Regions from separate parts of the Homo sapiens genome. Here regions 1 and 2 are each linked to region 3. The links are chromatin contacts, found by Hi-C or POLR2A ChIA-PET in ENCODE. All regions are on one chromosome and are shown on one strand. Each heading gives the region's core, a stretch centred on a gene start or an enhancer-like site at or near the end of the contact. The rest is flanking DNA. Distances are from core to core; before and after follow the strand shown.

Region 1 (2,931 bases), core at 104-2,603, 64 kb before region 3:
GAACTCTTCATCTTAAGCTGACTTTTGACAGCTTTGTAAAAGTCTGTGAGTCCAAATCCCATTAAAGAAAAAAATATTGGTTTATCACATAGGTCCTCTGCATTAATTTAACAATAAGTTAGTTGACTGAGCACAGTGGCTCACGCCTGTAATCCCAGCACTTTGGGAGGCCTAGGCGGGTGGATCACTTGAGATCAGGAGTTCGAGACTAGCCTGGCCAAAATAGTGAAACTGTCTCTACTAAAAATACAAAAAAAAAAAAAAAAAAATTAGCCAGGTGTGGTGGCACATGCCTGTAATCCCAACTACTTGGGAGGCTGAGACAGGAGAATCAATTGAAGAGGCAGAGATTGCAGTGAGCCTAGATTGTGCCACTGCACTCCAGCTTGGGTGACAGAGTGAGACTCTATTTCAAATATATATATATATATATATCTCTCATGTTAGCTAATATCTCAATTCTCTTTGTGTGTGGAGGAAATTAATGACTGCCCTCTCAAAAATGACATGAATTTGTCCTTGTCAGTCAGCCAGCATTGAGAAATTTTGTCTCATGAACCGTAAGTCACACTAATTTACCATGTTACTGAACATGGAAACAGTCTTCTTCCTTCAGATTGGAACGTTTTGCAAGAATTAGGTGAAGAAAGCATCCTGAAGAGGGCACTGTGGGATCTCAGTAATCTTCACAGCTACAAAGCTCATGCTTAATGGTTTATTTTATATTGATACCAGAGGCTGGATTGTCTCCTTAGTAAACTCTCCTACCACACAACGCAGACATCTTACTGACTCTGAAGGTGGGTGGGCTATTGCCCTCCTAATGCCCCTCCACTCAGAATGAGCCCTTCCTCCAGCTCAAGATCAGCTCCACACACCTGAGGCGATTCCCTGAACCAGTGAGCTTTCCCCTAGGGCTGGACTTTTCAGTTTCAGTAACGCAAAGGGAACACATGCCACTGGATAGTTCACAAAGAGTTGATGTAAAAAGCATAATGGAGGAGGGGAAGCAGCTAAGGGGTAGAAGTTCAAACCGAGAAGCTAGCTGATCTTTGGGAAAGTGTTCCATGGTCTGCCACAAGAAAGGCAGAAGCGCCAAGAGGGAGTGGCTGAATCTCTAGCAGGAAAACAGTGGGAGCCTTTGTTCATCTAGGAGGCGAGACTGAGAGAGAAAGTACCAGTAGGAAAGGTCAACTTCCAGAAAAGGAAACTAGAGACTGGAGAGCTCACCATCCGGAGCCTCAGGAGGAGTATCCCGTGGTGTGCAAGTGAGAAGTGGGGGGCAGCTATTTCGCTCACAGCCAAACAGCCCAGACCAACTGCAACCTCACTGACAGTTACTTGCTCCAAACTCGCCCCTAGTCTGCACCGGTTAGCTTCAGGCCCATCATCTCTTACTTGATTGGCTGATGAAATGCAACGTCATTGCTCCTGTATATCTCAGGCATTTGACGGCTTAAGGCTTTGTTTTATTTTTTAAAAATAAACAAATAAGGGGTGAAAATGAACCTACAGAAATTGCGCCATTGTGTTAATTTAAGACTTTGGGACAGTGGATTTCTGACAAAGAGCTGTTGGACACTGCTTTCCCAGAATTCTAGTAAAAGGAAGTTTCCTGGATAAGATAGTGTGGTAGAGATATGAGGACGCAGGTTGCTGGGTTAGGGAAAAAGTGAATGGATATTGTGGGCATGTAAGAGAATGAAATCAAGATGACAAGGTGAACTTTCACTCTGGGTTATATGTGAGGAAATTTTCAGGAATAATGATATACTCATTTGTTTTTTCTAAACATAATATGTAAAAAATATTTTAATTGAAATTACTTAGTTATTACTATAGAGCCAACTTTTCACATTCCTACTCTCATAAAATATCTTAAAGTTATTTAAAATTGTATTTAATGTTTTGTTCTCTGTGTTTCATCTCTTTCTCCCGACCCACACGTTTATAAGTGAATGGTGGTAAAATTCCCAACTCTTCATTTGGCCTCCTCTGATACTACCCTGATGAAGAAGGCAGGAGGCAACTTGTTTGGCTGGGTTGGAGCAGAAGTCCAGGCTCCCTACATGGTCTCCAACTGAGGCATGGGGTGCATCTTTATGGCCTGGTTGTTATGGAAGTTCCAGCTCCCACAAGGCCTTTTCTGATACTGCTCTGGTTGGGGTGGGGAAACAGGCAGGGTTCTGGCATCTTGTATGGTATGGGTGAAGTTTAAGCTTCCTACTCAGTCTTTGCTGGTATGTGGGTACAGGGAGTGGGTGAACACTTTTCTGTGGTGTTTGGTTAAAGTAGAGCAGTTACTGGTGAAATTTTCTGTCTTGCTGGGCTGCCCCTTTTCTTGGGTCTTTAAAAAATCTATTCTCGGCCAGGTGCAGTGGCTCATGCCTGTAATCCCAGCACTTTGGGAGGCCGAGGCAGGTGGATCACCTGAGGTCAGGAGTTCGAGACCAGCCTGACCAACAAGGTGAAACCCCGTCTCTACTAAAAATACAAAAATTAGCCGGGCATGGTGGCAGGCGCCTATAGTCCTAGCTCCGGGAGGCTAAGAAAGGAGAATCACTTGAACCCGGGAGATGGAGGTTGCAGTGAGCCGAGATTGCGCCACTGCACTCCAGCCTGGGAGACAGGGTGAGACACCGTTTCAAAAAAAAAAAAAAAGGATTCTCATTGTTGGAAATACATGCCACATATCTGTGTGTGGGTTGTGGTTCATGTGTGGATATATATTTAAAAATTAATTAAGTTGCAAAGCTAATATTTGCCACATTATGTATTTGTTTATATACATATGTCTTGCTAAGTTTATATATATATATATATATATATATATATAAATAAAACAGGAAATGTAAATGTTGTCTAATATTTCTCTTTAGCAATATACTCTAATGACCACACACTGGACATCCTTGTAATCCAGAATCATTC
Region 2 (2,843 bases), core at 82-2,581, 33 kb after region 3:
TACAAGAACTGAAATTAAAGCAAATGGTGGAAGGATTGGTACTGTATGGTATTATCTTTGGAGAAATGAAAAAGCAAAAAAGGCAGACAGAAATCATGTATTTCTGTAAAGCTACACCACTGTGCCTGCCACTCCTCCTTCCACCTCTTCCACCTCTTTCAGTTCTGCCACCCCTGAGACAGCAAGACCAACCCTTCCTCTTTCCTCTCTTTCTCAACCTACTCAGTGTGAAGATGACAAGGATGAAGACCTTTATGATGATCCACTTAATGAATAGTAAATATATTTTCTCTTAGGAATAGCTTAATAACATTTCTTTTCTCTATCTTACTTTATTGTAAGAATACAGTATATAATACACATAATATATAAAATATGTGTTAATTGAGTGTTTATATTATCAGTAATTCTTCCAGTCAGCAGTAGTCTATTAGTAGTTAAGTTTCTGGAGAGTCAAGTTATATGTAGATTTTTTACTGTGAAGGGAGACAATGTCCTTAACATCTGCCTTTTTCAAGAGTCAACTGTATATTTAAAATATGAAATAATTTAAGCTTATATATAGTACCTAAAGATTTATATACATTTTGTTCGTGAAATACATACATACATATATATATATATATATATATATATATATATGCCAACCAAACAATAACCAAGGACAAACCGTGCTTAATTTAACTGAAAAATGTTTACATTTATAGATTAATACCAAATGTTTTTCAATTATGTTTAAAACCTTAAGAAAAGCAAAGTTTTCCGTTTATAATTGTAGTTGAATGAGTGTCAGTGACAACACAGAGTACTGTAAGTATTGTTTTCTGCACACAAAAGCCTCTATGAATCTTTTCCAAAAAAGCCCAATTGATGTCACCCTGGGACAGAGCCAAAAAATCTTTCTGATGAAAGTAATGCTGAGGTCAAAAATAAAGAATCTGAAAACGTGAGCCAAAACAGATTGAGACTGAGTAGAAGAGAGGGATAACATTGTTCGGGGAACTGCAAGAGCTTTAGTCTTGAAGCATGAAGGATAAAGTAGGAATTCCTAAGGAGGTAGATGCCAAAACTCCTTAGCTGGGAAGCTATGTAAGAGGCAGCTAAAAAGTAACTCCCCCAGATGCCTCTCACTTTCAACACACATACTCGGTATGGTAAAAATAAATCTCATTGGCTTCTTCTTCAGATCTCTTTTCTGTGGAGAGGCCTTAGTGGGCACTGCTGCTGGGAAACAAATAAAGCTTTTGTTTGTGCTTTCTTCAGCAGAGCCTGGTGCTAGCTCTGTCACTCAGGAAACAGAACTCAATTGTTTCTCTCTCCTCATCCCTCTCTTGTTAACCAAATATGCTCATTTCCTGACAGTCAGTGGTACCATGTAAGGCCTCCTCCCCTCTTCTGCCTTCAGCTGCAAGGCTTCCATCTGAGTTGAGGTCAACACATACGCAGGAATGAAAAGAAATGATAAGGAGGAAATGTTTCAGTGGAATAAAATGTAAACTATGTACACCTCTGCCCTGCCACTGGTGGTTCCTGGGGGCTCCTTCTCCTGCCTGGCCACAGGCATCTGCTTGTTCCCAACTCAAGGCTTTCACATTTGCTGTATTTTCTGCTTGAAATATGAACCTTCCCTGTCATTTCAGTGGCTTCTTCAGCATTCTTCATTTTAGTCCACCCATGGGGCACAGAGGACCTTCCTGGACAGAGCCAGACTTGTGTTAGCCTCCTACTCAGGAGAGGCCTGGCTGGTGCCCTTCAGAACCCAAGGCAGAGGAACTGGCAGTCTCTGGAAAGCTCACAATGCAGTCATCCAAAGGCACAGCTTCACTGAGTGTACTTAGTTCTTTTTCCTCATGCGGGGTGTCATAGGTCTTGCCCAAAGAAAGAGATCAGGATAAGGGAGTTCCAGGGTGTCACGCAAGAGCCTAGGATTGACGCTGTCTCTTCTCTTACTAGCTCTGTGACCTTGAGCAACCCACTGATCTTCTTTGTACATCTGTTTCCTTATATGTAAATGAGTTTTAAAAGCCTTCTTATAGATAAAGAAGGTTAACTTAAAAATAATAGTTGACCCATAAGGTTACATTTAGGAATGGAAAGAATATGTTTGCGAAGATTTAGTAAAGTTTCTCAAGAGGTGTGTCTTCAATTTATTTTGATTGTATTGTGGTTTTCAATGATATTATTAGTTATGAAATGAACGACAGTTTCACTTGGTGGGTACCAAACTCTTTCAGATGACTCTAAGATTTCTTAGAGGCACTTCAGGTTACGCAAATGTCTAATCCTATTTTTTAATAGATTTTGTTTTTTAGGTTTTAAAATAGATTTTATTTTTTAGTTTTAGGTTTATAGCAAAGCTGAGCAGAAGGTACACTGATTTTCCACATACTCCCTGCCCCCACATACTCATAGCTTCCCCCACTAGCAATATCCCACGTAAGAGCACTATATTTGTTATAATGAAACTCCATATGACATTGACATATCATTGTCACCCAAAGTTCATACTATACATTAGGGTTCACCCTTGGTGTTGCACGTTCTATAAGCTTTGCAAATGTATCATAACATGTAGCCATCATTACAGTATTATGCAGAATAGTATCACTGCCCTGAAAGTTCTCTGTGCTCTGCTGATTCATTCCCTCTTCTTCCCTAACCCCAGACAACCACTGATCTTTTTACTGTCTTCATAGTTGTGCCTGTTGCAGAATGTTACGTAGTTGGAACCATAAAGTTTGTAGCTTTTTTAGATTGGCTTGCTTCACATGGTAATTTTCACTGTGTGACAGTGCATTTCTTTTTAATGGTGAATAATATTCCATTGAATGGATATACCGCAG
Region 3 (2,761 bases), core at 116-2,615:
AATATTTCTCCTTCAAGAGTTTAAAGTTTTCAACTGTTAATTTTAGCAAGGATGATTGCAAATGACATATAAAATTGGTTGTTTTCTAGTCAGTCATTTTTATTTGCAACAATGAACAATTACTTAGCGATTTTGATCAAATCCTGTCCTTTACAAACTAGCTGAGTACCTTTGGACAAGCCATTTAACTTCCCTGTGCCTCCTTTTCCTCACTGAGTAAGATGGGGATAATAATTGTAACTGTATCTCATAAGAATGTTGTGAAGATTTAAACGGGAATACATACAAGTGCTTAGAAAAGTGCCTAATGGCCGGGCGCGGTGGCTCACGCCTGTAATCCCAGCACTTTGGGAGGCCGAGGCGGGCGGATCACGAGGTCAGAAGATCGAGACCATCCTGGTTAACAGCGTGAAACCCCCTCTCTACTAAAAATATAAAAAATTAGCCGGGCGTGATGGTGGGCGCCTGTAGTCCCAGCTACTCGGGAGGCTGAGGCAGGAGAATGGCGTGAACCCGGAAAGCGGAGCTTGCAGTGAGCAGAGATCGCGCCACTGCACTCCAGCCTGGGGGACAGAGCGAGACTGTCTCAAAAAAAAAAAAAAAAGAAAGAAAGAAAGAAAGAAAAAGAAAAGTACCTAAAACGAATGATACGCTGGAACACTGGCCTGGGAGGAGAGGGGCGGAGTGTTTATTTGTAGCTGTCGCCAACTTCCGTGAAGTAAATGTTCCCACCATAGCAAATTTCAAGCTACTAACAATTTAACCATCAGCGTGAGCCAATAAAGCTCTAGCACACCAATGCGGCAGACTAAGTTTGTAACAGATGTTCATTTTTGTAATTACTAAATCTAAGGTCCTTTTTCGTTTTATCGAAGTATATTTTCATGAATTGTACAAATGTTCAAGGAAGGACGAGTTTAGAGAGGTAAATGGAGGGACAAACAGGAATTGTAGCAGTTAGGACAGCTTTGAGGAAGATTTCAGGTTATCTGAATCTGTTTGGACACATGGGCATGCGTATTTGGAAGGGAGAAGAACTCATACAGTAAGTCTTAATGTCATCAATAGGTTCTTGGAAACTGCGAGTTTAAGCAAAACGGCATGTAACAGAACCAATTTTACCACAGGCTAAATGATAGAAACAAGACTTAAGTTCCTATGGCATATTTCTAGTCACAAAAACATCACCAAACTTTTAATAAAGACCAAAACATTTCTAATATTAAACATTGAAATAAATGTGAGTTATGCATACATTTAAGAAACAGTAACAAAAACAAGTGAGATAATTATTCACTCAATGATTTCAGTTCAAGGGTATGGGTGGCCAGAGCCTATGCAGCTCAGGATGCAAGGCAGACACTGACACCAGACAGGACGTCATCCCAGAGCAGGGGGCATTCACACACGCGCACACACACGCACACGCACACACACACAGTTACTCAGACTGGGACCATTTGGACATGCCAATTTACATAACATGCAGTACGTGTTTGGGATGTGGGGGGAACCAGAGTATCCAGAGAAAACCCATGCAGACTTGGGGAGGATGTGCTAACTCCCACACAGTGGTCCTGGATGGGAATCTGTTGTTTTTCTCATCAACATTATAACAACATGTTGTGGAATGAAAGGATGTTGTTGGAGGACCTGCTATATAAGTCATTTCAGTAGCAGTCTTGGGAGAAATTTGTGGGGACCCACTGGGGAGACAGAATCAGAAAATGTGCATTCTAAAAACGTGCGTATACTGAAATGAACTTGTGATGCCTAGATGAACTTGTGATGCCGAAAACTGATTTCCTGCTAGTGCAGTTGTATCTCTTTTTGAAGAAGAGAAACTGTTTTGCTTAGACATTTTTTTTGTAGGAGTATGGGAAGAAAAATTACTCACTGAAGCTAGTGCGAGTCAAGGGTAGAGGGAGGGCAGTTCCTGTAAGGATGTGTATAAATGGATTTCCAGGAAACTAAACTGCCGCATGTCAGGAAGAGCGGCTACCTGAAGGTGCTTGTAGATCCAAAGCTGCCCTAGGTTCCCCATCAGCACTGATTCATGAGTTTTGCATCTAGTTTCTCCTGTCCTTACCACAACTTGGCTGTTCTGTCTTCTCTGCACTAAACAACTTCTTCACTCTCTATTCCATATGTTTTAAACTTATCTTACTATTTTTGTTCCCTCATACCTTGCTTCATAGATTACCCAATCCAACAAGAAACAAAAGAGAGAAAGAAAGAAAAGTGAGAGGAAAGAAAGAGAGAGAAAGAAAGAGAGAAACAAAACGAAAGTATATTCCTGAACCACACAAAAAGACAAAGAATCACATTCTCTACAAGTGTCCTGTGTTTTTGCAAATTAACCGGTACTTCAGGTAGTCCTTAGGTATTCTAGAGTTTAGAAGAATCCTAAAAGGTTTTGCTCTGGCAAGGGCTGTGAGTAAAGCATGGCCTTTGAGGCGATGGAGGGAGAAAGATATATAGAAACTTTATTTTAGAGAAAGGAAAAACTTCTTCAGACCAGATGCAGAATCAAGTAATCAACCATTCAAAGTCAGGCTTAATTTAAGAGCTTTTTTTAAAAAAAACAGACAAACAACAACAACAAAAATGTATACTAGTGATCTTTAAAGGAAACCATGCTATCATTTAGATTATTATTCTGGATTCCAGTCAGTAGTTAGGTCATATAAGAATTATAAATTCTGTTATTGGTAATTGATAGTTCAAAATGCATAGTCTCACCACTCAGGGAAAACAGCAC

Evidence for each region. Hi-C counts contacts between places; a loop is a spot of excess contacts on that map. ChIA-PET counts read pairs that join two places held with the same protein, here RNA polymerase II (POLR2A). Pooled maps may share reads with other maps.
Region 1: a pooled map shows a loop between it and region 3 (2.2-fold over the local background). The contact joins the promoter of SLC9C1 here to the enhancer-like site in region 3. A Hi-C loop is called at or near these places in 2 of 50 pooled maps. POLR2A ChIA-PET finds 5 or more read pairs at or near these places in 3 of 52 experiments (GM12878, H1 and T-cell).
Region 2: a map of naive thymus-derived CD4-positive, alpha-beta T cell shows a loop between it and region 3 (3-fold over the local background). The contact joins two enhancer-like sites. A Hi-C loop is called at or near these places in 8 of 168 maps with a recorded cell type or tissue (B cell, GM12878, Right ventricle myocardium inferior and 5 more), 8 of 37 single-sample maps with no recorded cell type and 22 of 50 pooled maps. POLR2A ChIA-PET finds 5 or more read pairs at or near these places in 13 of 52 experiments (GM12878, H1, MCF 10A and 8 more).

Annotation. Positions count from the first base shown.
Region 1 is chr3:112,292,863-112,295,793 of GRCh38, forward strand. It overlaps SLC9C1 (solute carrier family 9 member C1), which reads right to left and starts at 1,354. Exons shown (of 29, transcript NM_183061.3): 1 at 1,231-1,354.
Region 2 is chr3:112,390,005-112,392,847 of GRCh38, forward strand. All of the region lies in intron 1 of LOC105374041 (a long non-coding RNA gene), which reads right to left. Among named protein-coding and RNA genes, the nearest start is that of CD200, 58 kb to the left of the region's middle. RefSeq lists enhancers at 982-1,597, 1,648-1,757. Within about 2 kb of position 1,332, at least 11 of the 41 ENCODE cell types and tissues checked have a DNase peak (open chromatin) inside an H3K27ac peak, as active enhancers do.
Region 3 is chr3:112,356,671-112,359,431 of GRCh38, forward strand. The region is part of intron 5 of CD200 (CD200 molecule); the gene reads left to right. Among named protein-coding and RNA genes, the nearest start is that of CD200, 25 kb to the left of the region's middle. RefSeq lists an enhancer at 2,092-2,161. Within about 2 kb of position 1,366, at least 5 of the 41 ENCODE cell types and tissues checked have a DNase peak (open chromatin) inside an H3K27ac peak, as active enhancers do.